2 separate regions of the Homo sapiens genome follow, and region 1 is linked to region 2. A link is an interaction called in ENCODE POLR2A ChIA-PET data of the cell type or tissue named here. Cell type or tissue: A673. All regions are shown on one strand.

Region 1 (8,000 bases), 84 kb before region 2:
TATTCTATTTGCTTTTTGTCTTCCAGAGACTCCCCACCCCAACCAAAAGCATTGACTCTTTTTCAGACCTATTTACTCTCAATAGACTCCCATTTCTTAAAGGCTTGGGACGCACTTTGACTGGGGCTGTCTCAGAGAGATACTTCGTGTTTACCGTGTACTTTGCAGCAGCCAAGTGGTTCTGCATATATTATCTCATTTGCTTCACACAGGAATCATGTAAGCTCGGTATTACAAGCACAGAGAGGGTTAAGTGATTAACCAGAAAGTCCTACCTTTGTGACTGGAACCTAAGTCTTCTGCCCTGAACTCAAGGCTGGCACTATAATTTGTCATGAAGCATTTTCTTAATAAGTGGCCCTTCTCTTCCTTATATTAATTTCCCATGTTCCTTCCCAGTTTATATCACCTTTGCTTATTATTTTCTTTGCTAGTGACACTGTGGCCATAGTTTTGTGCTTAATGCACAAATAATTAAAGACTTAAAGATACCCATTTAACTTAGATAAATTATGGGAAGAAGTATGAATTAGAGACTTCTGCACAAAACCAGGTTGTTTTTGAAAAAGGAAGTCCTGTCATTGCCCACATTGAAGAGTGAGTAGAAAGGGCTTGGGTGCGATCCCATGGCTTGTAGCTCCCTGAGTCAGGGTGAGAAGCACCTGAGTTCAAGATTCACTTGAGAACTCTCTGTTCCTCTTTCTTCTGAAGATTGGGGATAAAAGTTGCTCCAGTCACTCCAGCAGCAACACGCTCTCCAGCAACACCTCCAGCAACAGTGACGACAAGCACTTTGGGTCTGGCGACCTGATGGACCCCGAATTACTGGGGCTGACCTACATCAAAGGGGCCTCCACCGACAGTGGCATCGACACGGCCCCCTGCATGCCTGCCACCATCCTCGGCCCTGTGCACCTGGCAGGCAGCAGGTCCCTGATCCACAGCCGGGCCGAGCAGTGGGCTGATGCTGCCGACGTCTCTGGGCCTGACGACGAGCCAGCCAAGTTATATTCTGTGCATGGCTACGCGTCCACCATCTCCGCCGGCAGTGCTGCGGAAGGCAGCATGGGCGATCTCAGTGAGATATCCTCTCATTCCAGGTAAGCCCCACAGCACTGCAGAGTAGTACCTGCTGGTGCCACCTGGGCCCTGCCTGCTGGGATAGGGCAGAAGCCTGAACTGTAAGCAGTAGGGGCATCAGGTAGGTTGGTGTAATTTTTCCTAGCTGTCTGACATCAGAGGAAGGGCTTGTTTCTACAATATGAAAATGTCAAAGCTTGCATGTTAACAAGTCCCTTGTTGGTGTTTTTTTTTTTTTCCTATTAAGTTTGAGTGAAAAGTCAATAGAGATATTAATCGCTCTAGTCAGGCCACTTATGTCTCTCTCCTAATTCAACCTGTTGTCCCTACGTGTTTTGGAGAAGAGGTGGCACTCACTAATCTTCAGACCATAGTAGTAGGAAGCCATGAAGGCAGCATGTGCGTAGAGCACATGTAGCTCCCTGCCGTGAGGGCATGCACACACTTCCTCCCTGTTCCTACGGCCCTGACAGCAGGGGAGGCCTGAGATCATGTGTATAACAATGAAAGTGTGTTCAGCTCTGCAGCTGGGGTTCATTCAGTAAAGACTAGCTAAGTGTAAAGGAACTGGATTCTAAGTACTGTAAGTGTAGATGTTTAATATCTCCTTATGAGTGGTTTTAAACTCCTGTTTGACATACTTCTCTGCAGTGGTTTTAAAATACCTAATTTGCGATTTCTGCCTTCACTTTCAAAGACTAGGCAAAGGACAAAGAAATGCATTTATTCAGTTTGGCTGTGGACAGAATTTAACTATTTATAGCAACTACCACTGTCATTTTTCTGCTTGTTTCCAAGGCCTTCCCTGATTCAGCTCCAAGTTACTCTCTGACTCCTGCCCACAATGCTGGAGGGCAGAGTCAGATGAACTAAGAATGGGAATATTTCTTGCAGGTACCTAGTGCTATGAGGGAGCATTTCTCCAAATGATGGTGCTCAAGGCAGACCTGTAGCAGTCACGGTGAAAGGCTTTTTATGTTCCTCAGGCTCCCCTTCAAAGTCCCCCCTCACCCCACCACTGCCAGGGGATACTGAGTGTCATTCAGGGACCTTTACATTACAAGTTAAAGAAACTCCATGCTGATTGGTTCATGCCACCAGGGTCATATTGGGGCTTATGTAAACAACAAGTCTAGCACTTCAAGGTTCTGCTTGACCCAGCGTCTCAAAATGATACTGCCCAGGACCAGGTTGCCTCCATCTTCCCACTCCACATGACCATTTCCCAAAATCTCAGCATTCTTCTCTTGGCTGAAAACAGCTGTGCCACCTGCAGACCTCCCACAGTCACGCTCGTCTGTCCCCGGGTAGAAAGTGGTTTTTTTCTAGTTTCTGCAGAAGAAACAGGTTTCTGCCCTCTCCAAAGCCAACCCCTGCCCCCACACCACCCCCGTATCTCCTCACATGTTCCTAGCTCTAATCACGTGGTTAGGGGGTAGCATCGTCTACGGCACTTGGGGCCCTCAGCCTGGGCTGGGGGTCAGTCCCTGTCACCAAGCTGTGCAGCTGAGGAATGGCAAATACAGCCACTGCCCCAGAAGAGAAGCAGGACATTATTTGACCTGGAGAAGGGGGAGTGGATGCCAGAGAGTAGAAATCATGTGTGTCCACCATGCAGAGGGAGCTTAGGATATGAAGATTATTTTCAAAATAGACATTCCTACTACTTTTTTTACCAGTTCTATTTAATAATTTGACTTAAAATAGGTTTAGTACTAATAACTAATATAATAATTAAGGATTATCAGTGAATTTGGTCATCTGAATTATTCCTGGCTTAATTTCAGGAATAGTGGTCATACTGTGGAGACCATCTCGGGATTGCACAACCTGCTAACATCTAGTTCAAAGTTGAGATGATTTGTAAAAGAGCTGATTTCATGACACCTTTTTGGACAGATGTCATTGGCATCACAAATAGAGTTTTGTATTATTATTATTAAGTAAAATTTCTATGGAGACTGCCTTCAGAGTACATTCGTTTATTGATATTTGGTAGGGCTTTTTACCGGTATTTGTAATGGATTTTCATGACTACCTTAACCATTGGCAAATTTAATGGGCTAGACTATTAGAAAGTATATGACAGTGCTAGATTGGATTTCTGATTGATTTTACTTTCTTCCGCCACTCTAAATTGGATGTGGCCCAGCTGTTGTATAAGTGATAGATGTTGAGTGAGTGGAATCTTTTACCACTTGACTGCCCTTTTCCTGTAATTCTTCGTTGATGGTGGCTTTTGAAGCCACATTTCAACTTGCATCCTAGGCTTTTGCTCAGCATGGAATTCAGTCATTGAATGAAATCTTTTTAACACTTCCTCTTGCGTGCCCCCCGAGCTGCACAGGAGGCGAGGAGGAGGGATGGGATTTACAGCATTTGCCTTGTTTTCTGTGTGTTGAGTGAAAGGCAGGTGACTCATTAGAGGACGAGGGACCAACCTATCAAGCCACACAAAGATTCTGCAAACTCTGAAATGCCAACCCCAGCTGGGGCATGGGTGGCCATGAGGAAGGCTCCCTTAGCCCCCCTGCTTTCCTCTCCTGTCCCAGTTCAGGCAGCCTTGCAGTCCCCTCAAGCCGAGGCCTACTGCTGGAGGGCTTGGGTTGTGACTGGGAGTAGCCCAGGTAACAGAAGAGCAGAATAAACTTTCAGGAACTGACCGGGGTGACCATCCTGCCTAAACCCACACTTCTGCCTCCAAGTGCTCCGTGCCCCTGACCCGTGTGTTATTTTCTTCACAGCACCCACCCCTAAATAAAATTGTTTGTGTTTACTGCATATTCCTTCCCACAAGAAGGCCACTTATCGCCACCTTCTCCTCACTGGAGCATTCGTGTTTTGAGCTGATAGGGTCGTGGCCTATCTTGTTCGCTTGTATCCACAACACTTAGTACGCTTCTGTGCACATGGCAGGCATCTGAATATTTTTTGAATAAAGAAAGGAACTAGGAAAAGTGCTTGATAAATGCTTATTGATGGAGTTAATAAACCAGTGCCTGGGTAACCTAGGGAAGCAGGAGGAATGTGGGATCCACCATTCCCAGTTCACAGTGTCAGGAGCCCCAATCAGTATATGGTGTACTCTTAATTCTTTAACTCTGGGTTTTCACAACCGACACCATAGCAGCCTCCTCCAGCCCCAGGCACACACACGCACATTCCTTGGCAGCCACCCGGGAGTTAAATAAGTACAGAATTGTGTATATGGCATGATTCCAAGATTGTACTAAGGAGGCAAAGGGAGGACTTACAACTCTTCAAGACAAGTTACACTCTTGTGAGGAAGAGGGTAGGGGAACAGGAATCATCTATTAAGCAGAACAAGCATATATCTAGCCTGCTTTCTCCTGCTGTTCAGTTCTTTTAATTTAGCAAACACATTTTTTTTCTTTCTTCGAGGGCAGGGCATTTAGATAGGAGCTCAGAATACCAAGCAGTATTTATGCTAACCTAACTAAGGCTTTGCAAAATGAAATAAATCAACTGCAAAAACAAACCCCATGTTCTGGATTCTCCTGTAAATGGCACACACGACGTTGGGCTGTTTATCATTATTCATGCCACCGTACCTTTCTCCTGGTACAAATGACTGGACGTCAGCAGTATAACTCCGAAAGAAGAGCATTAGTCCAGAAGGAAAGAATTCATGAAAAGTTTGTGGACAACATTCTAGAATGTTATCAGCATCAGAGAACACTTCTGTAATGATACGACTGCTACTAAACAAGGAATTATGCCACATTGCTCATCAAATGGATTCTGTACATTTGTTCTTCAAGTTAACTTTAAAACATCTTACAGTTGGGATAAAATACATTTCTAATGAAATCTAATTTTTAGAAAATGTTATAAAACAAATGGAAAAATACATAGAGTTTGTGATCACGCTATCATTACCTATACATTTTCAAAACTATACGCTTTGGTCATTTTAAGGGGGAAAGGTGAGTAACCTACACACATGCAGCTTATTAACTAGACCATGACTTTGAGTGCCCCAGCCTTTAACAACGAAACATCTCGGGGATCATCCAAGGCTTTAAAATACATGAGACACACGGGTAGTGGAAGGCAGTGCACAGTCCTTCATCAGGTTCTTGATGGGGAAACTAAGGCCATAAGCCTTATTGGGACAATGGGGAAACTAGCATGTGGACTGTTAGATAACAGTATTGCATTAATGCCTGATGTCCTGTACATGATCATCACTTGGTTAACTACTGGGGGGATGTCCTTATTCTTGGGAAATGAATGCTGAAATATAGGAGTATGATGATGTCTTTAGGCTTGCAGCTAATTATCAGATGGTTCAGAGAGGAATTAGTGGATCTTGAAAAAGGGTATGTGGATGTTTATGCTACTATCCTTTCCCTTTTCTGTAGCTCTGAAATTTTTCAAAATACACTTGGGAAAATAACATACAGGGCGTCAGAGCTCGTTGTCTAGACACACAGTTTTCATGTTAGGGCTCCCTAACTGGCGTGCACCCCAGTGAATGGGAAGAGTCCATTAGCTCCTATTATTCATGCCTGTTGATTGCTTGCCTTACTCCTCAGGTCACCTTGGTCATGTTGCTTTACTGTTCTCCCGACCTGGTGTTCCATGTGTGTGGATGTCATTGTAGAGGCAGTGCAGCGTCTTCCCGAGACCCACAGTTAGCACCCAGAGAGAGGGAGCCATCAGTCATACTCAAGGGCACCAGACCAGCCACCAGCAACTAAGTTTCTTCATAGGAGTAGATGAGGCGCTTTGTTTGTTGGTTGGTTAATTTTACTTAATACCGCAGTGTTTTCCAAAACGCAGAGACCCTGAAAATGGGTCCGTTTATTTTGTGTCTTTATTTCCTCTTGAACCTCTACAAAAAGTTCATTTTAATATCACTCTTATTTTTATACTTTATTCGTCTTTTATGAGACTTGCTTTATACATGTATCAGAAAAGGTCTGTGCTCACCTGGGGTTTCAGAATAAGATTATATTTACAGCATACTGGAGGAGCTTGCTACCGCGGGAACCCTGTGTTAAACTCTTTCAATAGAAAGGACTCCTACTCGTGAATAATCCTTTGCTGGGTCACTTTCTGTAACTACGTTTATATAATGCTTACCCTATGCTACTCACTGTTCTAAGTGCTTCACTAATATTAACTCAGATTATCTTCAGAGAAACCTTCGGAGGTAGATACTGTTATTATCCTCAATTTACAGATGAGAAAACTGAGGTTAAGAAACTTGCCCAGGGTCTGGCAGTGGTAATGGACAGAGCTGATGTTGAGACCCGGAATCCTCGCATTGCACTCACGTGTCAAGTTTGCTGAAAGTGAAGCCCACCTGCCTTTCTGAACGCTGAGATTAGACCTATAATTTAAACTCTTAAAATTTTTCATATTTATAAAGTAACTTTTGTTTTTCATAAAACATATTGTTGATCTTTCTAATTTAAGAAAAAGATATTTCTGGTGGTGGTTAACTGTCCACTTAATTTCTCAGTCAGCCGGGGGTGGGTAGTCCTTCTGGCCTTAGCTTAATTACTAACCTTGAAAATTTTTATTGTTTTTAGGGCCTCTGTCTGTTTCAGTATTGTTGCTGTTGTATCATATGATAATGCAGCAAACACCCCTGTAACTACCACCAGGTTAAGGACTAGAACATTGCTGTGTCTGGAAGCTCTCTGCATCCTACCCAATTACAACCCCTTCTCTTCTCCCTTGAGGTAGCCACTAACCTGGCTTTTGTGATAATCATCCCCTCATTTTCTTTACATTTTCCTGAATGACATGTTGTTTACTTTTACCTGTTTATGAACTTTATTAAGCAACTGGCTCATGATCATTGTATTCTTTGTGACTTGCTTCTTCTCTACATTGTTCATGAGATCGCCCAAGTCGTCTGTAGCCTCAGTCCATTCATTCGTAGAGTATTCCGTGTATTCATTCATAGTTATTAATCGAATATCCTTCTACTATTGATGATTTGGGTTGCTGCCATTGGGGAGTTCTTAAAATCAGTGCTTCTAATCAACATTGTTCCATGTTGACAGTTGCACGTGCAGCAGGGGTTTGCTGTGTGTGTGCGCCCTTGGAGTGGGATTGCTGTATCGTAAGCTCTGCAGGTGCACACACCTTCATAGGTAATGCTCAAACTGTTTCATGCACTTTTTACTCCCACCAGCAGTAGGAAGGTACCTATTGCCCCAGTTCTTACTAACACTGGGTCACTGGGTATTGTCAGGCATTCCCATTTTTGCCTGTCTGGTGAGTATGTAATGCTATTCCATTGTGGTTTGCATTGGCATTTCCCTGGAGACAACTGAGTTTGAGCACCTTCTCCGACAAATATATTCACCATTTGAGTTTGTTCTCTTTTGAAGAATCAGTTTAGGAATGTTGCCCATTTTTCTATCAGATTTCCCCGGCCATGTTTTTAACATCCTTCCTGCCACAGGCATACAACTTGCACGTGAGTAACCTTAGCCTACGTAAAATGAGGCTTCCTAGCAAGCTCCATGGTAGAAAGAAGGCTCCATCTGCCTCACTGGGCCCGATTTTGCTCTCGGAGAAAGACTTGAGTAAAGCCTTGTGGCTCTGAATTTGGCCGTGTGCCAGCACTGCTGAAATCAGATTGTATTGCAGCTTTTGTCTGTTTTTCTCCTCAGTGGTTCTCACCATTCAGGAAGCCCTTCAGCTCACTGTTCAAAAAGTAGTGGGTCTCTGGATTCATCCAAAGTCTACATCGTGTCTCACAGCAGCGGACAACAGGTTCCCGGGTCCATGTCCAAGCCCTACCACAGACAAGGGGCAGTGAACAAATATGTCATCGGCTGGAAGAAATCGGAGGGCAGCCCACCGCCCGAGGAGCCTGAAGTGACTGAATGTCCCGGGTAAGGTGGCTGGCTGTTCTTCTCTGGTCAGCATTTTTC
Region 2 (8,000 bases):
TTGTTAACGCTGTGAAGACGGCTTCAATGCCTCTTAGCTGTTCCCAACCCACATTGTCTCACCTAGGGTTTTCTGCTTTTGCTGTTCCTTCTGCCTAGAAGGCTTTCCCCCAACAATCAGCATGGCCTGGATGCTCACCTTGTTCTGGTCTCTGCTTACATTTTGTTTTGCAGAGATTGTTGCCAGGTCCTTCTCCACTGCCTTACCTGGCTTTGCTTTTACTCTGATAATTTGCTGTTACCCGTCATTGTATCGTGTTTGTGTCTCTTCCACTGGCAAACATGCCCCATGCCAACTTTGTCTCTTTTGTCTGACACTAGTTTATTAGACCCTGGAACAGTAACAAGCATAGGGTAGGGCTACTAGAATAAATATTTTCCAGTAAATATCTATCTATTCAAAAAAATGAATGACTGGTTGAAGGGATGAAGCAGATCTCTTTTATTTGATTGGTTTCAATAATCTCTGTGCCAAGCAGTTTACTCTCATATTTAGTCCTTTTAAAAACAGTGTGGCTACTGCTATCCTCCGGATTTTACAGACAAAGGAATGCAAGTGCAGAGAAGACAAGGACCTTGCCCAAGGTCACCTGACTGGTAAATGGCTGAGATGTTTTTGATTCCAGACAAGCTAAGTCCAGAGGCCAAGTTCATCACCATAATGCTATACAGCCGTCCTAATGTTATCAGGTCACAAATTTAAGACACTATGGATTTTCACAAGGGAGAGAGTCTGGTGGTTTCTTGTAAATGGTGACTTTGTTTAGTTTCTGTCTTCTCCATGGAAGGTACACCTCCTGAGAGTACAGTCTTTGCTGGATGTGTTTGTTGACTAGGACTAAGCCCTGGCTTGCCTCAGCTCCTACTTCCCTAACCATCGCAATGCCACTCAACACCTGCAGATATAGCCTCTCCCTGACCCTGGCCCAATGAGAGCCCCACGCAGGGCACTGCAGAACACGAGCCATGGCCTTTTCTTCTGTTCATCCTTCTTGGCAGTGCCTTTGAACACTGAGCAGCCAGCTTGGCCTCCCTGCTCCAGACCACTGTGAGTAGCTCGTTAGCTTATCTGGTCCTTCTGCCTGGGCCACTGGCTTAAGTGTCTGTCTTCTAGTCATGTGCTCAGTGTCTGGTCCAATCTCACAACCGTTCTGAGAATAGAATACCCACATCTGCACACCAATCCATCAGCCAAATGATCTAACTTCCTCACCCAAATCTAGTGGTGCCCTTGCTTCCTTTTCTCCCTGGGCTGACACTTGCTCCACTGTCTCTAATTCTGAGGTCTGTGCTAACTGAAAGCTTTCCAAAATTCTGTCCTCCTGGAAAGCATTCTGGACCATAGACCTCATCCTGGATTGGGCCTGAGTTATTGTGATCGTTATAACAACATTCTTGTTGTTGTTATTATTATAGCAGCCAATTTTGTGAAGCACTTTCCATACAGTATTTCCAATAATTTTCACAGTTACTCTGTGAGATGGGTACTGTTATCATTCCCATTTTATTGAGGAGAAATCTGGAATTTAGGGACATAAGTAAGGTTAAACCCCAGGTCACCCACTTGGCATGCGGCAGAGGTGCGATTCGAACCCAGGTAGCCTGGTTTCCAAAGACACTTCCCTACTCCCAAACACCCGTTGCAGGGTGCTGGACTGAGGATTCCCCTACTAAGACAGGATGATTTGCCCCAGCCACCTGAGGGGTTCTCGGGAAGTCTGGTCCAATGCTAGCTCAGCTTTGGTTTGTGCTTGCATTCACCTGTTTCAGGTAGGAGTAAGGGAGCTTCCAACCTGGATCCCAGGCCACTTACACAGCCTGTGTCCCCTGCGCCTGGATGGACTGCCTAGCCCTGGACCACTATTGCCTCATCTTTGATTCCCACATAGTGCTCAATGCATAGAAGGTGCTGGAGAAATCCGGCTAAATGAATCACCATTGGCTTGTTAAGAGCATGCCATTGGAGGGAAAATTATTTATTATAAAACAAACCTGAAAAGGGAAAGGAAAGACTGAGTGCTGGAAGTGAGAAACAAGATTGGAGATCAGGGAGATCGAGTTGGAAGAATATCCATAGGAAGGAGAAGAAAAGCATCAAGAAGCTCCATAAATCACAGCAGCAGTATTTTTACCTACATTGTCCTTCTTTATTTTACGTCCCTGGCACCAAACAATTTATCATTCCCATTTCATGCTAAGTGCTACAAAAATAGCAATTGGCCCAACATTTGAATGGGAGATAGCAGTTTCAAAATAATAGCAAAACGTGAAACTCTCTGAATTCTGGAATTTTCTGTAGTGTCCTCTCCACCCCCACCACCAATTGCAGGTGTCTTTGCCCTGCATGGACACAAAAAGGCCAAGGGTAACAGACCTGGGAGGGAGGGGGAACCTTTTCCTGATATTTAGTGGCGAAGCTGAATGTGGGTTAATCTCACTCTTACATTCCTCTATTTCTGCCCTGCACAAGGCATTCTAGCCAGAAAACCCAAGATCACCTTCCGCTTCTATTGTAGGGTGTAGGGGGTGTTGAGAGGGTAGGTGGCAGGTGTTTGGTATTGGTGGGCAGCCCAGAGCTGAGCTGTAACACTTCCAAAGCTAGCAAGGGGGGCGGGAGAGGAGGGGGAAAGGAAGAGGAGAGGGTTTGATGCTTTCACAAAGCCTTAAAGGCAAAAATACTTAGACAAGAAAGCTTTTTAAAGCAATGACTATATAGCTCTCCCCCATTCCAGGTCTTTTCAGAACTCATTGAGTGATTAGAGTTTTAACTCATTATTTAGAAATAAATACTTGGAAACCACTCTCCAGAGTAGATACTTTAAAATCCACCTCCCCACCCTCAGACTCTTATTTATATTTGAAAGGAAGGATTACTTTTTCCTTTGAAAAGTAAACTTTTCTGTCAGCAAATAATTACAGCCAGCACATTTCCAGTGGATGAGATTTGGGAAGCCCCTCATTCCTTCCCGTTTGCTTGTGGCCATCCAGCAAGGACTGAACCAAAGAGTCCCAGCCCCGTTCAATCAGTCATACTTATCATCAATTTCCCAGCATTTAATGTGTCCCAGAGATTATGCAAAGAGATTTATATGTAGAATCCCACTTAAAGCTCTTGCTTTTAAGGATGAAGAAATTGAGGCTAAGACACATGGCTGGAATCCAAACTGAAGATGGTCAGATGCTAAAGTGCATCTCATGAATCATCAACATCAATGGAAGACCACACCACTAGGATGGAAGAGAAGTGGGACATCCAACACAGCGGAGGAGCCCACTCCATTCAGTGGTTTGGAGCATTTCCAGGCTGCTCCTCTCAGCAGTGGGGCCAAAGACAAACCTCTGACGGTCGTTCAGCTTGCTCTTTCTCTGGCCAGCTCAGTGGCTGCAAAAGTAGACAGAAGGCAGAGCGAAAGCACTGAGCCGTCCATCCACTGGGACAATGCTGGGCTCCCCTTTAACAGGAAGGGCTGCCATGGTCCTCTTGGAGTCTGCCCCTCCCAGGCCCAGCAAACTCATTTGCTGTTACACAGGGGCCATGCTGAAGTTTACATTTGCACTGACTCCCCAGCCTCATGCTCTACAAGTGGGGAGAAAAATGATACCTCAGGCAGGAGATTTCGCTTATCTCTTTTCTCCCTAAGTCTTCTGCTCAAAATAGCAGGTCTGTGATGTTCTAGAAGGTGATTGCCATCATGCCTGCTGCAAGCGCATGGGCAGTGTTGATAAGGGTATCTTGCCTCTGACCTCAATCTTATTCACCAGTTCCTATCTCACCAGGGAAACTGATTGCTGTCTGAGCCTTTTATCAGGCAGCAGGTAGGAAGGACATCTGTGAAAGAAAGAGGAGGTGTCAAAGGATGGTGTCCCCAGGGAGCCAACATGACTAGAGGCGAATGCCACATGTTTTAAATCCGGAGGCCCAGGCTCACATCCCTCTGTTTTCCCGCAAAGCTCTAGCCATGCCTTCCAGTCCTAGGCCTACTGTCCGCCACCTCCTTGCTGCCGCTCTGGGCCTGCCTTCCTGAGCCCTTGGATGCTCCCAGTTTATTTGCAAGGATGTTCTTTCCTTCTTCCAGGGCTTCAGGATGTGCTTTGCTCTGTCCTTCAGGCATAACTACGGTAGACTGTCTTGGAGAGTGGCTATCCTCCCTGATCCATATTTCTAAGAACTATGCATCAGCCACTTCCCTTGCTGCCATATTATTAAGTGCACAGACACTGCCCTTACTCCTCCACAGCCGGTTGGGCAAGGATGATCTCCTGACACACTCCAGAGGGCCTCTCTGGGGCCATTCTCCAACTGTGCTCTCTAAACAGGGAAGGAATCTGCAAGGCCAAGAGAACTGCCTGGAGGACCCTGAGCCAGCTCCCACCAGCACCACCCTGAAGAATTCCCTGCTCAAATGTCCCTGAGTCCACTTTTATGGCTTGCGTGGACCTCATGCTCAGGAATGTCTTACTGGCCAGGCTCTGCTGCCTGCGTGCTCACCTCCAGGTGTGAGAGGAGCTAAGGGTGGCTGCTTTGGGGGCGTAGACACAGCCTGGCCATGAGGGCAGGGGGGTTCACGTGGGGGCATGGGAGCACACTCGTGAGGCAGAAAGAGCCAAGTGTGGGAAGAGAACTGGGGCTGGTGACCAGGGGATGGGAAGGATGAAATTCTAAATTTGAACCTGATCTTCCAAGTCATTTTAAAATTAGGACTTAACTCACATACCATAAAATTTACCCTTTTGAAGTGTTCAATTCAATACTTTTTAGTATATTCACAAGATTGCACAATTATAATGACTATCTAATTCCATAATACTTCATCACCATCCCCCTAAAAAAATAACCCATACCAATTAGTACTCACCCTCCTGGCAATCTTTCCATCTTTATAGAGTTGCTCATTCTGGACATTTCATACAAATGGAGTTATACAATACGTCATATTTTGGGTCTGGTTTCTTTCACTCAGCATAATGTTTTTAAGATTCATTCATGTTGTAACATGTATCAATACTTCAATAGTGGCTGAATAATATTCCACTGTACCACATTTTCGTTATCCACTCATTCATTGATGGACATTTGGGTTATTCACACTTTTTGGTAATTACGAACAATGCTACTATGAATGTTCACTAGTTTTTAGGTGAACACATGTCTTCAGTTGTCTTGGTACATACCTAGGAGTGGAATGGCTGGGTCGTGGTAATTCTAAGTTTAACTTTTGAGGAACTGCTAGACTCTTTTCCACTGTGACTGTGCCATACTTTTCATTCCTACCAGCAGTGCGTTAGGCGTCCGGTTTCTCTACATCCTGGCCAACACTGGTTATTGTCTGTCATTTTGATTGAAACTATCCTACTGGATATGCAATGGTATCTCACTGTGGTTTTGTTTGCATTTCCTTAATGACCAATGACGCTGAGCACTTTTTCATGTGCTTTTCGGTAATTTGAATATTTTCTTTGTAGAAGTATCTATTCCAATCCTTTGCCCATTTAAAAAACTGGGTTATGTTTTAATTGTTGAGTTGTGGGTGTTCTGTATATATTCTGGATACTAGATTCTTCCCTAGTATATGATTTGCAAATATTTTCTCCCATTCTGTGAGGTGTCTTTTCACTTTTTTGATGGTGTCCTTTGAAACACAAAAGTTTTTAATTCTGACAGTGTCCAATTTACCTATTTTTTTTCTTTTGTTGTTTGTGCTTTTGGTATCACATCTGAGAAACCATTGCCTGATCTAAGGTCATGCCTATGTTTTCCTCTAAGGCCAGGCCATCTTGAAAGAAAAATTGTCAAATAGGGAAAAAACTTATTTAATATTTCAGTTTGTTAACTGAATTAAAAAATTATAAACATTTTTACATATGGTGTATGGCCCTCCATTACATGGTCTCAGGCCTTGTAAAATTCACAGTGGATCTTGACGTTGAGTAGCAGAAATGACATGACCTCCTGAAGTGATGGATGTGTTAATGTTGCTCTCTGTCTGCCTGTTTCTCATACGTCCTGTCTTTGCATTTATTTTGTAGGAAATTTCTCACCCATATGTGACTGAGCCCTGGCAGATAGTGTCTTCTCCTAACCATCATCATGTCTTCTAAGTTTTATAATACTATTTAAATTTTAAGACCAAATGTATTGAATCCCACTTACTATTTATATTTTAACACAGATGGCCCTAATTTTGACATGAGCTCAACGACTCCTTTTTAGATCAATACATAATCCTTAAGGCATCCACTCAGGAGAAAATACAAAGAAGTCATAATTATGGTGTTGTCTTGGATGCCTGCTACCTGGAGAACTTTGGAACTTCAGAGTAAGGTCCAGAGTAGTGAGTAGGCCAAGTTGCAGAGAGGTAAACTGAGTCACAGGGCAGAAAACTGACTGTGTTGGAAGGACGTAGGTAGCAAGAGTTAGACCTGTAATAGAGTCAGAGTTAGAGCTGCCAGCCTAGTGCCAGCTCCTTCTGAGCTAAGAGAGAGCCTTTCCCATGCTACAGGGCCTTTCCCGGTGCCACAGCGGCTTCACGTCTTGTTCCTGTGCCTCGAACCCTGCCCCATGCTCCTACTGTCTCCTGTCTTAGCCAAGCCCCAGCTGCTGCTTCCTCTAAGGAGTTGCTACCTGCTTCTCGCCGGGCTTCACATACTTATCTCTCTCTCTCTCCGTGTCTCTTTTTAAAAATCAATAATCACGTAAAGTCAGGGAAACTCCAGACAATCTTCTATGGACTGCTTTTTGCCCAGATGAGAGTGGTTGGGTGACGACAGGTGCCTGAAATTCTCAATTCCCGTTTCAGTCCACTTCCTACTGAACAGGTGTCAAGGTCACAGCACCTTGCTGCCCCTTGGTACTAACCCCATTTCCTGTTGTCTGAAAAGGCAGGAATTAGATGGGCATAATGACAGAGCTGCTCATTGTAAAACATTGACCAATGCTGGAGGCAGCCTAATTCTATCAAATTCCTCATAAGCTGAATTGTCAGAATTGAGGAGTTAAAGCCCAGTTTCTGTTCTTCCTTAACGGGGGTCTTCACAATATACATTGTTTGTGCACAGTATTTAGATATAAATGAGGACTGGATAAGCATAACCATGGATTTTAATTCAGCTGATTTTGGCCTTTGGAAGTAACTACTCAGTTTTAACATCTAGAGTGACTATCAGATGAAGATGAAGAAGGAATCAGCGTTCTAAGAATTGTCCCCCAACTCCAGTCAATTATTCAATTGTAAAGGATTTATTGCTAGGGAATGCCAAGCATAATCCAGAGGAAACACAGGCAAAATTTACACAGCCTGGTCAGTATGACCAGTGCTGGCCTTGGGGGACTCCCAACCCAGAAGCCAATTTATAAGCTGGGTGCTCAGAGGAACCTCTCCCTGCTAGCTGAAGAGTTAAAAGTCGGGAGACATGCAAGACCCCCAGTGTACTGTGGAAGAAGTGGCTTCAGTGACCTGAAGCCTTAATTGAAGTCAGAAGATGTCTCTCCTCAACCCAGCCCGCCCTGCAGCAGGTGGTCCTATCACTGCCTTTCTCCACTCGCACAACAGACCCTTTATTTCATGGTAGACAAAGGTCTGGGAATGGGAGCAGCAGTACCAGATTATAAACCATACATTTTCCAGTGCTAAGTAGCTCAGACTTGGGACTCTCAGGAGTCTGGCTGTAGAGTGCTATAGTCTATGAACAAGTTAATTTTTTTCCCATTTAAGCACAGAAAAAAAACATCTTTTCTGATTGTTGTTTAGTTCAATGTGACAGTTCAAACTTTGACCTTCCAAGTATAGATTTCTTTCTACTTCTTTCCTAGGGGTATTACCATTAAACTAGTACTAAGGCACAGCTCGGGGAGCACAAAGCCACTGTTTAAAGGCAGGAGTCCAGAAGTGCAGGGAATGGACATCTTTCATAGGACCACAACATAGAGATTGACACTGGGCACATAAGACTGTACATTGAACATGTTTGTCTAGTAGCCATTGCCAAGACGTCCCAGCTGAA

The links. ChIA-PET counts read pairs that join two places held together with the same protein. Peaks named below come from ENCODE experiments on the same cell type or tissue, not always from the same donor. Only the 100,000 strongest peaks of a DNase experiment are listed, where the experiment ranks them.
Region 1: POLR2A ChIA-PET joins it to region 2 with 12 read pairs; 3 of 35 experiments call an interaction of 5 or more read pairs at or near these places.

The regions. Positions count from the first base shown.
Region 1 is chr1:232,432,208-232,440,207 of GRCh38, reverse strand. It overlaps SIPA1L2 (signal induced proliferation associated 1 like 2), which reads left to right. Exons shown (of 23, transcript NM_020808.5): 15 at 712-1,100; 16 at 7,737-7,961. Among named protein-coding and RNA genes, the nearest start is that of SIPA1L2, 190 kb to the left of the region's middle. RefSeq lists a cis regulatory region at 3,985 and an enhancer at 3,901-4,070. In A673, no CTCF peak of the experiment used is centred here; DNase peaks (open chromatin) are centred at 1,547, 3,407 and 4,267.
Region 2 is chr1:232,348,404-232,356,403 of GRCh38, reverse strand. No RefSeq gene overlaps it. Among named protein-coding and RNA genes, the nearest start is that of SIPA1L2, 280 kb to the left of the region's middle. In A673, no CTCF peak of the experiment used is centred here; no DNase peak of the experiment used is centred here; H3K27me3 peaks cover 432 bases.